Regions from separate parts of the Homo sapiens genome. Here region 1 is linked to region 2. A link is a contact called in ENCODE Hi-C or POLR2A ChIA-PET data. All regions are on one chromosome and are shown on one strand. Each heading gives the region's core, a stretch centred on a gene start or an enhancer-like site at or near the end of the contact. The rest is flanking DNA. Distances are from core to core; before and after follow the strand shown.

The links. A loop is a pair of places that touch in the nucleus more often than their neighbours do. ChIA-PET counts read pairs that join two places held with the same protein, here RNA polymerase II (POLR2A). Pooled maps may share reads with other maps.
Region 1: a loop to region 2 is called in a pooled map, with 2.4 times the contacts of the local background. The contact joins two enhancer-like sites. A Hi-C loop is called at or near these places in 1 of 50 pooled maps. POLR2A ChIA-PET finds 5 or more read pairs at or near these places in 2 of 52 experiments (A673 and PC-9).

The regions. Positions count from the first base shown.
Region 1 is chr7:81,073,561-81,080,657 of GRCh38, reverse strand. No RefSeq gene overlaps it. Among named protein-coding and RNA genes, the nearest start is that of SEMA3C, 160 kb to the right of the region's middle. RefSeq lists an enhancer at 5,012-6,211. Within about 2 kb of position 5,462, at least 2 of the 41 ENCODE cell types and tissues checked have a DNase peak (open chromatin) inside an H3K27ac peak, as active enhancers do.
Region 2 is chr7:80,697,793-80,704,162 of GRCh38, reverse strand. No RefSeq gene overlaps it. Among named protein-coding and RNA genes, the nearest start is that of CD36, 62 kb to the right of the region's middle. Within about 2 kb of position 4,987, at least 2 of the 41 ENCODE cell types and tissues checked have a DNase peak (open chromatin) inside an H3K27ac peak, as active enhancers do.

The sequences.
Region 1 (7,097 bases), core at 4,213-6,712, 380 kb before region 2:
ATCACATATGCTAAACTGGTGGTTTGGCTGGATTTAATCTGTCCTGGAAACAAGTAATCTGCAATTCTATTTGGATTAAAAGAAAAAACTAACTTGTTTTAATAGAAAATTATTTGCTTAAAGTAATATCAAATCATTTAAATTTAAAGTCATTAATATTTTACTAATTTTGAAATTAATATTATAGATATTAAATCAAGACTACTTGGGCAATTATCAGCCTCATTGAAAATTGAACATACAATATGCAATTTCCATATTTAGAATAAAATTCATTTTTAGTCAATTTAAGCACTGATAAGTTTATATTTTATTTTATTCATTCATTTCACTACATTAAGCAATAGGAATAAATATAACAATGAGCCCTATTTCTGCTTTTGAGGAAATTATCATTTTACAGAGCTGTTAATTTGGGGAAAATATTTTTATATGAAAATGATTAATCGAACTTTATATCAAAGACCTTTCATTTTGAATTTTAAATCTCACTGTCAACCACATTTTAACTCCAAAAGCATCCAGAATTATTAGGTCATGATTTGTCTGTCCCTTGAGTTTGTAGTTCTCTGCTTTACTACATCCGTGAACTCATCACAAGTGTTATATATAACACCTGCTATTTTCTGTAGTACAGGGGTTGGGAGGTGAAATGGAACAAGTTGTATATACATATTTTTCTGTTGAGTTCACATGAAGACAAAGACAAGGACATGCAGATTTACAAGTTATGTGGGGAATGATTGCCAAGCAACAACATCCTCTTCCAGCCTTATGGGAATTAAACACTGAGGTAGAAACATGGACTCCAGATATGCTGTAATTCATCTCTACTGTAAGAGCCAATACAGAAAATGTTGGTATGTATTATGTTAACAACATTAATCTTTTGGCTGTTTTTTTTTTCTAGAAAATTGCAGAGCCGGAGGAAAATTGAAGACTATTAGTTAACAGTTTAAATGAATCAAGACAAATTTTTTTCAGATAGTTTTCTAACACCTTATAGTACTTCCAAGTTGACTAATTGAGTATTTATTGACCTATAAATTTTATTTAACTTAATCTGTAATTTAAAATTTTATTATTTTATTTATTTTATTATTTTATTTTGAGATGGAGTCTCTCTCTGTCGCCCAGGCTGGAGTACGGTGGCACGATCTCGGCTCACTGCAACCTCCACCTCCTGGGTTTGAGTGATTCTTGTGCCTCAGCCTCTGGAGTAGCTGGGACTACAGGTGTACACCACCATGCCTGTCTAATTTTTGTATTTTTCATAGAGATGGGGTTTTGTCATGTTGGCCAGGTTGGTCTTGAACTCCTGACCTCAGGTGATCTGCCTGCCTCAGCCTCCCAAAGTGCTGGGATTACAGGTATTTTCTATTTTAAATGCACTTCTTGCTTTTCATTTGCTAACCTCTATATTTCTTAAAAAAATCCCATTAGTGGAAGGATTCAGATATTCTCTGCCTTCCATGTTATTTTCTTTATATTGAGCAAACAGATTTCGTAATAAATACTTAACTGATAATCATAATAACTAGGACTGACTATACTATAAAATCTTCAATATGAGATTGGGAACTCATTTTATCTTGCTATATATCAGTTTCCTAATTTGTAAAACGAAGATAGTAATAACTCACCTTCATTATCCTAGAGGATGTTGGTAAGATACAAGAGAAACAAAATGCTTTCATACGTACAAATTAAAGCACTCCCCATGCAATAGCAAAGTGATGTGGGTTTTTTTAATTTGTTTTGTGTTTTTTTCAAATATATTTCCAAATTTTAAATCCCTTGGAGCTCTAAGTCACAAATGGCTCATTCTTGAAGCCTCCAATTACTTTTCCAGATCTCACTGAGCAGTCCTACCTTTGAGCTCTGGCACCATTCAACACTTATTAACACTTAATGTTAAAGAGACAAATGATTCACATTTTTCAAAAGAAAATATTTATATGAAACTGCAAGTCTTTCGAAAATATATGGCTTGAATGCTACAATTATAATGTTAAAATTATATTAAAATGGAAATGAATCAAAAAATCTTCTAATTAGGGAACTGAGAATTACATTAGGGGACCAATGCTGAATTACATTAGAGGACCAATGTTGAGTGTTTCTAAGGAGGCTGTTTCTAAACCAAGCAACCTGATGACCATCTATGTTATGTTAAAAGATTCCAAAGTTAAGGATAAGGCACATATATAATTGATACAGGAGACGGACAGGGAAGTGCTGGGTAGAGAAGAGTGGGGTCACTAGTGAGGGCTCCACCCTTGGGCCTGTGCCCTCGGACGTAAGAGAGAATAGGCACTCATGTTTTCATGTCCACATGTTGCATTTTCAAAGACCATTCTGGCTAACCACACCCCTCATCCTGTGCCCATATAAACCTGAGACCTTAGCGGTCACACATACAAGTGGCTGAACATCAAGAAGAGCAGAGGAACAGAGTGGCAGAACAGTGGGGAGGATCGCCTTCCCACTCCATCGTCCCTTTCCAGTTCCCCACCCATCCAGCTGAAAGCCACTTGCACCACTCAGTAAAACCTCACATTTAGCCTTTGAGTCCGTATGTGACCCGATTTTTTCTGGGAAGCTGGACAAGAGCTCGGGACACAGAAACCTGTCACACTTGCCCTCTGTCCTTGCAAAAAGGCAGAGGGTCCATTGAGCTGATTAACACAAAAACTGTCTACAGATGGCAAAGCTGAAAGAGCTTTGTAACAATGGGGTCGCAGGCACCCACTCCTAGACGCTAGCCGGAGAGCTTGCTCCAGTCTCTGCACCTGCCTGTCTGCAAGCTCCCACTTCCTCAAGGGGTTTGAACTGTGGGGTGACAGAACAGGTGGGCCACACCTCTGTTGCACGTCCTGTGAGGGGAACCAAGGAACTCTCCCATTTCATAATGGTTGTCTATACCAGTGTTGACTCATCTTAAAAGCTGAAAATGTTTGCTAACCCATAGAGTATATGGTAGATTGTTTTATTTGTTTAGTGTGCTTCCTTTCTTTCCTTCTTGCCATGCTTCCCTTTAGGTAAATTTTTTAATGGCCTCGAGATAAACATGCTCTTATTCTCGTGTTATTTGGGAGAAAATATGGTCTTTGAAGAGTCAATTAAGAATCTTGAGTTTGGGAGATTATTTTGGGTAATCTTGTGTAGAGCCTTAAATGCCATGTATAAGAGGAAGACAGCAGGAGATTTGATGTGTACATACAAAGAAGTCAATGTGAAGACAAAGACAAAGGCTGGAGTGATGTGGCCACAAGCCTAGGAATGCTGACAGCCCTCAGAAACTGAAAGAGGCAAAGAACAGTTTCTTCCCTAAAGCCCCTGGAGGGATTGCTGCCCAGCCAACATATTGATGTCAGCTCCAGGACACTGAATTCAGACTTCTGTCCTCTGGAACTGTGGGAGAACAAATTTCTGTGATTTTAAGCCATCCAGTTTGTGGTAATTTGTTATGGCAGCTATAGGAAACTAATACAGAAACTACACTTTCCTGCTTCATTGATTTTGTACTTGGCCCTGTGACTTGCTTTGGCTAATGGAGTATGAGCAGATGTTTATAGATGTCATGTCCCAGCAGAAACTTTAAATGCTTTTTTTAGCTGCCTGTCTTATTCCTGTCCTCCTTCATTAGAACATATCCCAGGTAGAGGGATATCTGGAAACTTCAGTCTGAGTTTCAGAAAAAGAAACACATGGATTGAGGCCCAGCCAAGTGCAATCAAGCACAACCAAGCCAACAAGTTAAGCCAAGATTAGATGAACCTAGCAGAACTACAGCATATCTGGGCTGGGCATGCGGTGGCTCACGCCTGTAATCTCAGCACTTTGGGAGCCCGAGGAGGGCAGATCACAAGGTCAGGAGATCGAGACCATCCTGGCTAACACAGTGAAACCCGTCTCTACTAAAAATACAAAAACAAAATTAGCCGGGCGTGGTGGCGGGCGCCTGTAGTTCCAGCTACTCGGGAGGCTGAGGCAGGAGAATGGCGTGAACCCAGGAGGTGGAGCTTGCAGTGAGCCGAGATCTCGCCACTGCACTCCAGCTTGGGCGACAGAGCCAGACTCCGTCTCAAAAAAAAAAAAAAGAACTACAGCCTATCTGTGGTCCTCATGTAATGTGAACAAGAAATAAATATTGTCATAAAATATAAAGATTTTGGTGTTACCTATTGCTCCAGCCAAAGGTGAATAATAGTACATATCATCAACCGTTGATGAATATTGTACTCCCTCTTTTTGTTTTAATTTATTATTATTATTTTTTAAAATTATCCTTTAAGTACAGAGATGTTTTTTCTAATTAAATGTTGTCTTTCTGCTGCCATTCTCTAGTGTAATGAATATTCAGCATTCTCAAGATAATAGGCCCTGAAGTGCTTGAAGGAGAGTAATAATCATTTCCTAGTCTTCCCTTCTTTATCATAATTGACCCCAACTTTAAAAATATTCCCCAATTTTAACAATGTTTTATTATTCTGATAGTCTGGGATGGTAATATCTCTCTGGAGATGTGGAAACTCTACTCTTTATTTACATTTGTGACCATAACTAGACAGCTTAGTTTATATTCAAAGATATCTAAAAGACAACAGATGAAGCATTTCTTCACTTATAGCATATACTTTTCTTTCTTCATTTTTTTTGTTCCAACTTTCATTTTTCTTTTTCAGATCTCCACATTCAACAATTCTGATTCTTCCTAAAATCTATTTTCTTTTCCTTCAAAATTTATTTTTCAATTTCTGAGGTTGATTCCAAGTACATAGTTCTACTTTAATTCTTAAATTTTTACAATAAAAATGCATTAATCTTTTGTTGTTAAATATGCCTTGTGAAATACATGTGAGTGAATTTTACTTTTATTAGACATTTTTCACTGCTGATACATGGATTTGGGCATCTTTAACAGAGAAATCATGGGTAAGTAATGACAATTATTTTTAAGTGATCACAAAAGTTTATTGACTGCTTGTAGAGAACCATCCAGGAAAGACTAATTTCAGAAAGCTGGACAAAGAATCAGTGTTGTTGCGCAGGGTAGTATAGTTAATCTATATAAGAATATCCAGCCAAGAAGGAAAGGTGGGAGGTAAGCCTGCTTTGCCACTCACCAACTTTACCATGGAGTTGTACCCACATGGAGGGAAAATTAGTATCATTTTCTATTTTACACAAAGATTCCAGGCAGTCATCAAGATGTTCCACTGTGGACTGCATCCACCTGGAAGAGGAGCCAGAGAGCAATTAAGCAAGTCACGGTAGATCAGAAAGACTCTGACTCCAGAATTTGGAATGTACAAAACCAGCACTATTGAGTAGGTGGTTGATTCAGAATAGCTGCTATCTGACTTATTCTTTACATTTCCTTCCAGATGCAGATGTTCCACAGTCACAGGTACTCCTTATGGAGTGACTTCAGTCAGACGACCATTGTTCAATCTTGCTCCAGACTGAGGCAGAAATAGTCATTCTGTGGTAATCTCTTAGTCTCCTAGATGTACAGGAGAGTGAGGGCATAAATGCCCAGGGATACAGATCCATGAAACCCATGAGATTATATGTCAGGTCACGCCAGTGAATATTTTCTTATGGGTGAGGAAAACTTGTGACTTTACCTTTTAAGGTCAATGTCAGGTTAATGGCTTTCTTATTCCTCCCTTGTAGTATATAAGGAACTTCTCATTTTATTCAGGCAAAACAATAAAGACAAGGTCTGGGTTTTAGTCCCTGCTGCACACCATTCCAACATTGATCTTCATGGTCTGAAAAGCATGAGAATCAAATATTGTTCCGCTCAGAAAGTCCCTCATAGTGTCCCTCTTCACTGGCCACAAGGTTGACCTCAAGGATCATTGCTAAAATTCCCAAGGTCAGAGCCTTCTGGGTCTACCCTGCTCAGATCCTTCCCAAGGACCCTCAGGTGCACACATTCTTTGCTTCAGGGTGGCTGAGTTAATGCACAACCATCTCAATAATCACCAGGAGTCAAGTTAATCTCTTCTCTTCCTGAGTCAAAGGGCCTCCGACTTCTGCAAGGATCATCCACCCATGCAGCCTCAAAAATTTAGGCTTTTCAAATTAGATGCCTGGGAAAGATGCCTTCAGGGAGCTACTCCACCGTTTAGCCATAAACACAAGCAATTCATCGCACCTAAGACAGGAAAGCCCAGAACTCAGGTACATGTAGGTGGGAGTAACAATCACATTTAAATCTTTTTTGCTGATGAGAAAAAAGTCAATTATATATCCTACATCAACCATAATAATAATCATAATTATAACAGCATTCTGCTCCACTAAGTAACAAAACTGCTAAAAAAAACAGTGCAGTGAAAATAGCATTTGAAATGGGCTTTATGAGTGATATGTGCATGTGTACATTTAGGTTTGGAAAATATAATATTGCATTTTGAATTGGAATTTTGAATTTTTTGACAGTCTGCCAAATAAATAAGTCAAGTTCTATGAACTCAGCATGAGCTCCAAATTGAACAAAAACTAAGAATACATGAATACAGTAGGCATGTTAATAAAAATGGTTAGTTTCTTTTGCATTCTTTTGCAATGCTAAGCCATGGAATTTTTAAAAACAATTTCCAAGTTTGTGATGTGAAAGCATAAAGTGTGTTCATAAGTTACCTAGTAATGACAGAGGGACTGGAGGGAGAAATATTTCACATAGAGAACGTGTGTTGAATTTCACTAGGATATGTGTTGGATTTTTCACTGGTTTTTGCTAAATGCAACAACGTGTTCGCTGAGTAAAACCAGTGACGGAACCTTGAGTCAGTGGGGTTGTCAGACTGGGAGGGGCCAGGTGCTAGCTATTAATAGATCCCCTGGGAGCTGAGGATGGAAACAGGTGGCCAGGACAGGTTTCAACAGCAGCGAGTACAACGTCATCAACAAGAAAAACATGTTTTGGCAGGGAGACCCACCTCTCTGTGGCAGGCAAGGTTCTGGGAATAGGCCAAGAGTAACAGAGAAATCTCAGATAGGTGGAGGTTTTGTCAACTGGTTTTAAAGCCCAGACAAAATTCTCTCATGATGGAAAGCAAATAACACCAGTAATAATTTCT
Region 2 (6,370 bases), core at 3,738-6,237:
TAGACTTTCAGCCTCCAGAACTCTGTGAAAATAAATATATTATTTAAGCCACCCAGTCTATAATATTTTGTTATGGAAGCTGAGCTGACTAGCACAGGAGTCTGTTGTTATAATGGGGTGGTGATTGCGGCTGAAGTCATCTCAAAAGCTTCCTCACTCACATGTTGAAGTGGGTTGAGAAGATTCATACAGCTGGAGACCAGATATGGGGTTCTGCAGGCATTTCTCTACCTCTATATGGCCTGTCTAGCATGGTGGTTTCAAGATAGCCAGGCTGATTACATAATGACCAGTGCTCCAAAGGGACAGTCTGAATAGAAAGACAAAGCCAGGCAGAAGCTGCGTCACCTTTTATGACCTGGCTAGGCAGTCATGCAACATCACTTCTGCTGCATACTAATAGTTAGAAGTATCTGCCTGCATTTATATGGGTGCTGGTCAGAGAGAGGAGGAAAAAGGAGGCTTATTGGGTAAGAAGCAGCATGGTGGGAGAGTGATCATAGAACATTTGAGTTATATCAAACTTATTCTTACAGTGTTATTCAAGCCACCAGATCCAATGAAATGCTTTTTTAGTCCTTATCTCACTTTGATACTATTAATACTAACCATTACCCTAAACCCCAGGAGGAGTCCATCCTTTGACTCCCACTGCATCACTCCTCTCCCGGGTTTTCTGTCTCCTCTCAGTCTGCTTTCCAGCTCATCACCTTCTAACATACCATAGCCAGTTACTCAGCAAATCCTGACATTTGTCTCCTTCATATTGCTCAAATCTATCCACTCCTCTCCATCTCCAATGTCAGCTCTCTTACTCTATGCCAATATCACTATTCCTTTCATTCAACACATATTTCCTGAGTACCTACTATGAGCCTATCACTGCCATAGGAGCTGGGTCTTATATACAAATAGACTAAAATGTCTGTTCTCTTGTTCTTCCTCCCTCTCTTTCTGCATATACAAGCACATAAACACAATTCTTAATTGCATGCAAACTTGTATCTATCTATCTATCTATCTATCTATCTATCTATCTATCTATTGAGAGAGAGAGGGAGAGAGAGAGCGTGAGCGCACACCTTGTTGGGAGATAAGCACAAGCAGAAAAAAGAGGAAAGGGTGGACTTGAGGTAGAATGCAAATTTAATAGTGATTAGGGATGACCTCATGGGAAGGTTATTTATTTATTTATTTATTTATTTATTTATTTATTTATTTATTTTTGAGACAGAGTTTTGCTCTTGTTGCCCAGGCTGGAGTGAAATGGTGAGATCTCAGCTCACTGCAACCTCGCCTCCCAGGTTCAAGTGATTCTCCTACCTCAGCCTCCCGAGTAGCTGGGATTACAGGCATGTACCACCATGCCTGGCTAATTTTGTATTTTTAACAGACAGGGTTTCTCCATGTTGGTCAGGCTCGTCTCAAACTCCCAACCTCAGTTGATCCCCTCGCCTCAGCCTCCCAAAGTTTTGGGATTACAGGCATGAGCCACTGCGTCCAGCCTGGGAAGGTTAGTTTTAAGCAAAAAAGTTGAATGGGATGAAGAAGAAAGCCATGAGTATATATAGTAATGTAGATCTTCCCTTTGGGCAGGGGGCAAAGCTAACACAAAGACCACGCAGTGGGAGTGTGCCTGGCATATGCAAGACTGGACAAATTTATCAGGGAATCTGGAACTGAGTGATGGACAGGGAAAGGAATAGAAAGTAAGATCAGAGTTAAAGGTGGAAGGTGGACCAATTACCTGTGATCTTGAAGGACATTTTGTGAACTTTGGCTTATACCCTGAGTTAGGGTTTTAGGCAGAGGAGTGACATGGAACAATATTTTAACAGGGACACTCACTGCTGGGTTGAGAATAGACTGTGGTGTAGGGGGTGAGGAGGGTGGCAAGATAGAAACATCCTTTCCACATAAGAATGATAGTGGTGGTTATGACCACTTGCCTAGAATTCCAATAGCAGAGGGATTTTTGTTTTAGTTTAAGGATAGAAAATATTTTAGCACACTCATTTGCTTAGGTGGAAGAATTAACCTTAGATAAAAAGGATAATACTTTCTGCACTGACACAAAATTGGAGAGATTTAGATGGCAATACATGAAAATAAGCCTGCTGGTGGATGAAAAGCAATCTGAGAAATTGCTGACAGGGTAGCCTGTTTGCTCTGTGAGTTACAGGGTGAAACTTGTGGGCTCTTTGGGCATGGTCCTGACAGGATGACAGCTGTCCTTCAGTCTCCAAACAATGATGTTAAGAGGGGTGAGCAGAATATGCCAAGGTTCTCTCTCAACTTATTAGAAGCCCCATTCTATGTTGCTTTAGACCCTGCTAAACTTAAGAGTATTCCCAAAGCATTTCTCTAACTTGAGCTTGAAAGTAGTATTGTAATAGACAAGGTTATTAATATATAACCACCTATATTCAAGACCTAGCCTCTTCTCTATTGCTCACTCTATGTAAATGATTCTGCTGCCATTCATTCTAGGGTTGCTCAAGGGAAAAGCTGTTTAATAACATATTAGCCCTTGCATTTTAGATGATCTGTTCTTACCATTTTCAACTTCAGAGTTTTCAATTAAAAGCACAGTTTGTTATATGGAGTGCCCTAACTTTTTTTTTGAAATGGAGTCTTGTACTGTCGCCCAGGCTGGAGTGCAGCGGCACGATCTCTGCTCACTGCAACCTCCACCTTCCGGGTTCAAACAATTCTCCTGCCTCAGCCACCCGAGTAGCTGGGACTACAGGCGCCCGCCACCACACCGGCTAATTTTTTGTATTTTTAGTAGAGACAGGGTTTCACCTTGTTAGCCAGGATGGCCTCGATCTCCTGACCTCGTGATCCGCCCACCTCGGCCACCCAAAGTGCTGGGATTGCAGGTTGAGCCACTGCGCCCGGCTGTAGTGTCCTAAATTTTATGGGGCACTGTGTGCAGTTGAAAATCATATGGGCCTTTATTTGTAGCCCATTTGCCTCTGCTCTGAAGGCTGGCTACTTATATCCTTGATGTGTTCCTGAAGCCATTAAAGTTAAGTGTACAAGCATGGCCTATGTTTCAGACTGAATCATTCCAAACATAATCGTTCGGTTTCTTGCAACTCTGTCTAATTATTTGTCACCATTTAGTAACAAAAATAAATTTAATGTGTTTATATATAGATGAATAGAAGATGCTAGGAAACCTCAGTCTTCTGTGTATGGTGGGGTAGGACTGGGGGAGGTGGGAGGGAGGGCAGCAGGAATTTTAGGGGCCTTATAGGCCAGTTAAAACCTCTACCTTTCTTCCTGCCTTTTCCGGTTCTGATTGCTTTGAAATGTGAAAAGCTTTGGTAGAAGTAATTAATTTACTCTGAAATTATCAGGTATTTATGCTTCAGTGTAAATTCAAGTTCAGGAGGTAGAATTTGATGGGTAGGAAAAAGTGGAAAGCTTGAATACAGGGTCACTCCTGGAAAACTGGGAATGGCATGCTACCAGAGAGAAATCACAGTGGATCAACTTCACCCCCTCAAAAATGAGGGCAAGTATGTGTTTATAATAATGTTCACAGTTGAGGATCTTAAGTTGCATTGTGAACAATTCTTAGCAAAAGGAAGGGGGAAAGTTTCCACAATAGAACACACCTTTCTAACAGCCTGTAAGTGGCAGATATGTTTTTACATAGATCATCCAAGACTCTCACTATTTCTGCATGCAGTCTCTAGATCAACCTCTGATTAATGGATGTGACGAATTATCCCCCAATAATAAGCCTTGGATACACCCTTCGTTGGGAAATATTCTACAGCGATTCTGTTAAGCAGCTACAGATCTGACAAGTCACATGCTATCCCCTCTTAAATATGGGATAGCACAAATTTTCTTCAAGTGTTGCCTGCAATAGATATTCTATGTAGTCTCAGACTGTAGTCATTAATTTGAATCTTAAACTAAACGTTATTGCTGGGATGTGGTTTGCAATAGTATTCATGGAGATATAAACAGAGTTTGGACTGTTGATGAATCTTTGAATTACTGGAATTTAGACTGTACCAGCAGAGAGGCATAAACTTGCTGTTAAAAATCCTAGAAGGGCAGAGGAAGTATGAAGGAACAAGTAGGACACTATGCGGCTTCTGTCACATAGATTTGAAAATTAAGTGACTCCAGCAAAATGAAGAAGTTTCCCCATCTTTCTCCCATGAGCACCAAGTGACACTTTAACCCACAGAGGGAATGAAAGTCCTTGTGACACACAGTAATAGAACAGCAGACTGTTTTAACCAGAGCAGAGAAACTTGCAGAAGTCCAAAGGCATATAGGAGCCAAAATAAACACTAGCCAGAATGAGTGAAAGATTTTGATTCCCGGAGCTTGAGGGCACTGAGAGGGCTTAGCAGAGTGGAAGGTTGGTGAAGGAGGGCTTACCTGATTTGAGGCTCACAGTCCCACCGCCTCAGTCAAGAAAGGGAAAAGGGGCTTTGAAATAACAGTAACCAACACTTGTGTTGTGCTTTGTAGTTTATAAAGCCAATTTCCATACAACCTCAACTGCCCTACAAATTAGTAGTGCATTATTATTTATTGTCTACATTTTATGGGTGAGAAGATGAGATTCAGACAAGTGAGATAACTTACTCAAGGTCACTTCTTTATTTAGTGTCAAAACTATGACCAGGACTCAAGTCTTTTTTCATGCTTTCTCACTATATTGAACAATTTCCCATTTAGTAACATGCGTATGTAGCCATGCCATTAGTTCAATTTAAAAAATGTGTAGGAAATATTTTATATGAAGCATATCTCTATATGTTAAATCAGTGATAGGCACTATATTAATACACTGAATAAATGTGCCAAAGTCAGAGGCCCAGTCTTTCAATAAAGAAATAGCGTTTCCATTTTTCCTCCTTGTCACGCTCCTGTATCTAACATTGGATTTCATCTGCCATCTAGTGGAATTTTCACAAATTACATGTTAAAATCGTATTCCCTGCATCAGGTTGTCCAAACTGTTTCTGAAATATAATCAAAGTCTTCATCTTCACCTTATTTAAGCACGTTTATGTGGCAGATGTTTTCTTTTCTCAAAAATTAGTAAGTTTTCTGTCATCCTGAATTTGGTACAAGCTTGTTCTTGACTAACATGCTGTGTGACCTAGGACAATTATCTTTTCCTAGGAAAATTATCTTTTAAAAACTTTGTTTTCTCTATCACACACTGAAGTCATTTACATATGGGATAGCACAAGTGAAGTCACTTTCAGCAATGAAATTTTTGACTCTACCTTTATTATAGTAAAGTATTTATAGTATAGTAAAATACAGTATTTATTTAATACAGTAAAAATCACTATGATTTTTAAACATCTATATTTTCCCTTTATTCCCCCACATCTAACTATTCCAAACCCCTAATCAGAGCATTCCTATGGATCAGTGAGTTACTAGGGTGACATAATTATGTTAAAAAATCAGAAAATAATGACATATATCACATATGTCATGCGAAAAAAGATTTGAAAATGCCCATTGAGTGAACCATTGAATTTGTGTTTAAAAAAAAAGAAAAAAGAACAACGTGGATATGTTTATAAATTTTAGTAGATCATCACATAAAATCTAATTCCTCTTCACAATAGCTTTGTGAGGCCATTAAAGCAAGTGTGCTATCACTATTTGACAATGAGTAAACAGAGGCACAGAAATATTTATTGACTTGATCAATCTCATAGTGATGAGCAGTTGTAGAAAATGAATTAAAACTCAGGTTGGTGTTATGGTGCAGACCCACAGCAGCATGATCACCTGGGAGTTTGTGGCCAGTGCAGAATCTGACAGTATTCTAGACCTATGGAATCAGAATCTGCATTCTGACCACATACGCAGGTGATAGGATGTCCATTAAAGTTTGAGAAGCATCAGTTGAGCCCAGGATATCAAAAGCCAGTCGTGTAATATTGGAGGAGAGTTTCAATTTTAATCTGAACAGAAGCTTAAATAGGGCAAAACGTCTCAAGTGAGAGGACAAATTTCAAAATAAATCTTATATGCAAAATATTAAAATGTCTTGAATAATTTCAGACTTGAAAATATAATCAGTGCCTTTCCAGAGCAACAATACAATTTTATTTGTTTAGGGAAAACTTTCTATGACAGTGTATTATAACTAGCTCAAGCTTTTTAAAATATTTAGAATTTTCAAGATCAAAACACTTTGTTTAGCTCAGTTCCTTCAATTTATAGATGAAGCAATAAAGTCCAATAAGAAAATTATCGACAGGACTAAATTTGAAGCTCCTGTCTGTTGGTCTTCTGCTCTTTAATAGCACTTCCCCCCTTACATATGGCGTATGGACTATAATTTGTCTGGAGGACCATTTCCCAA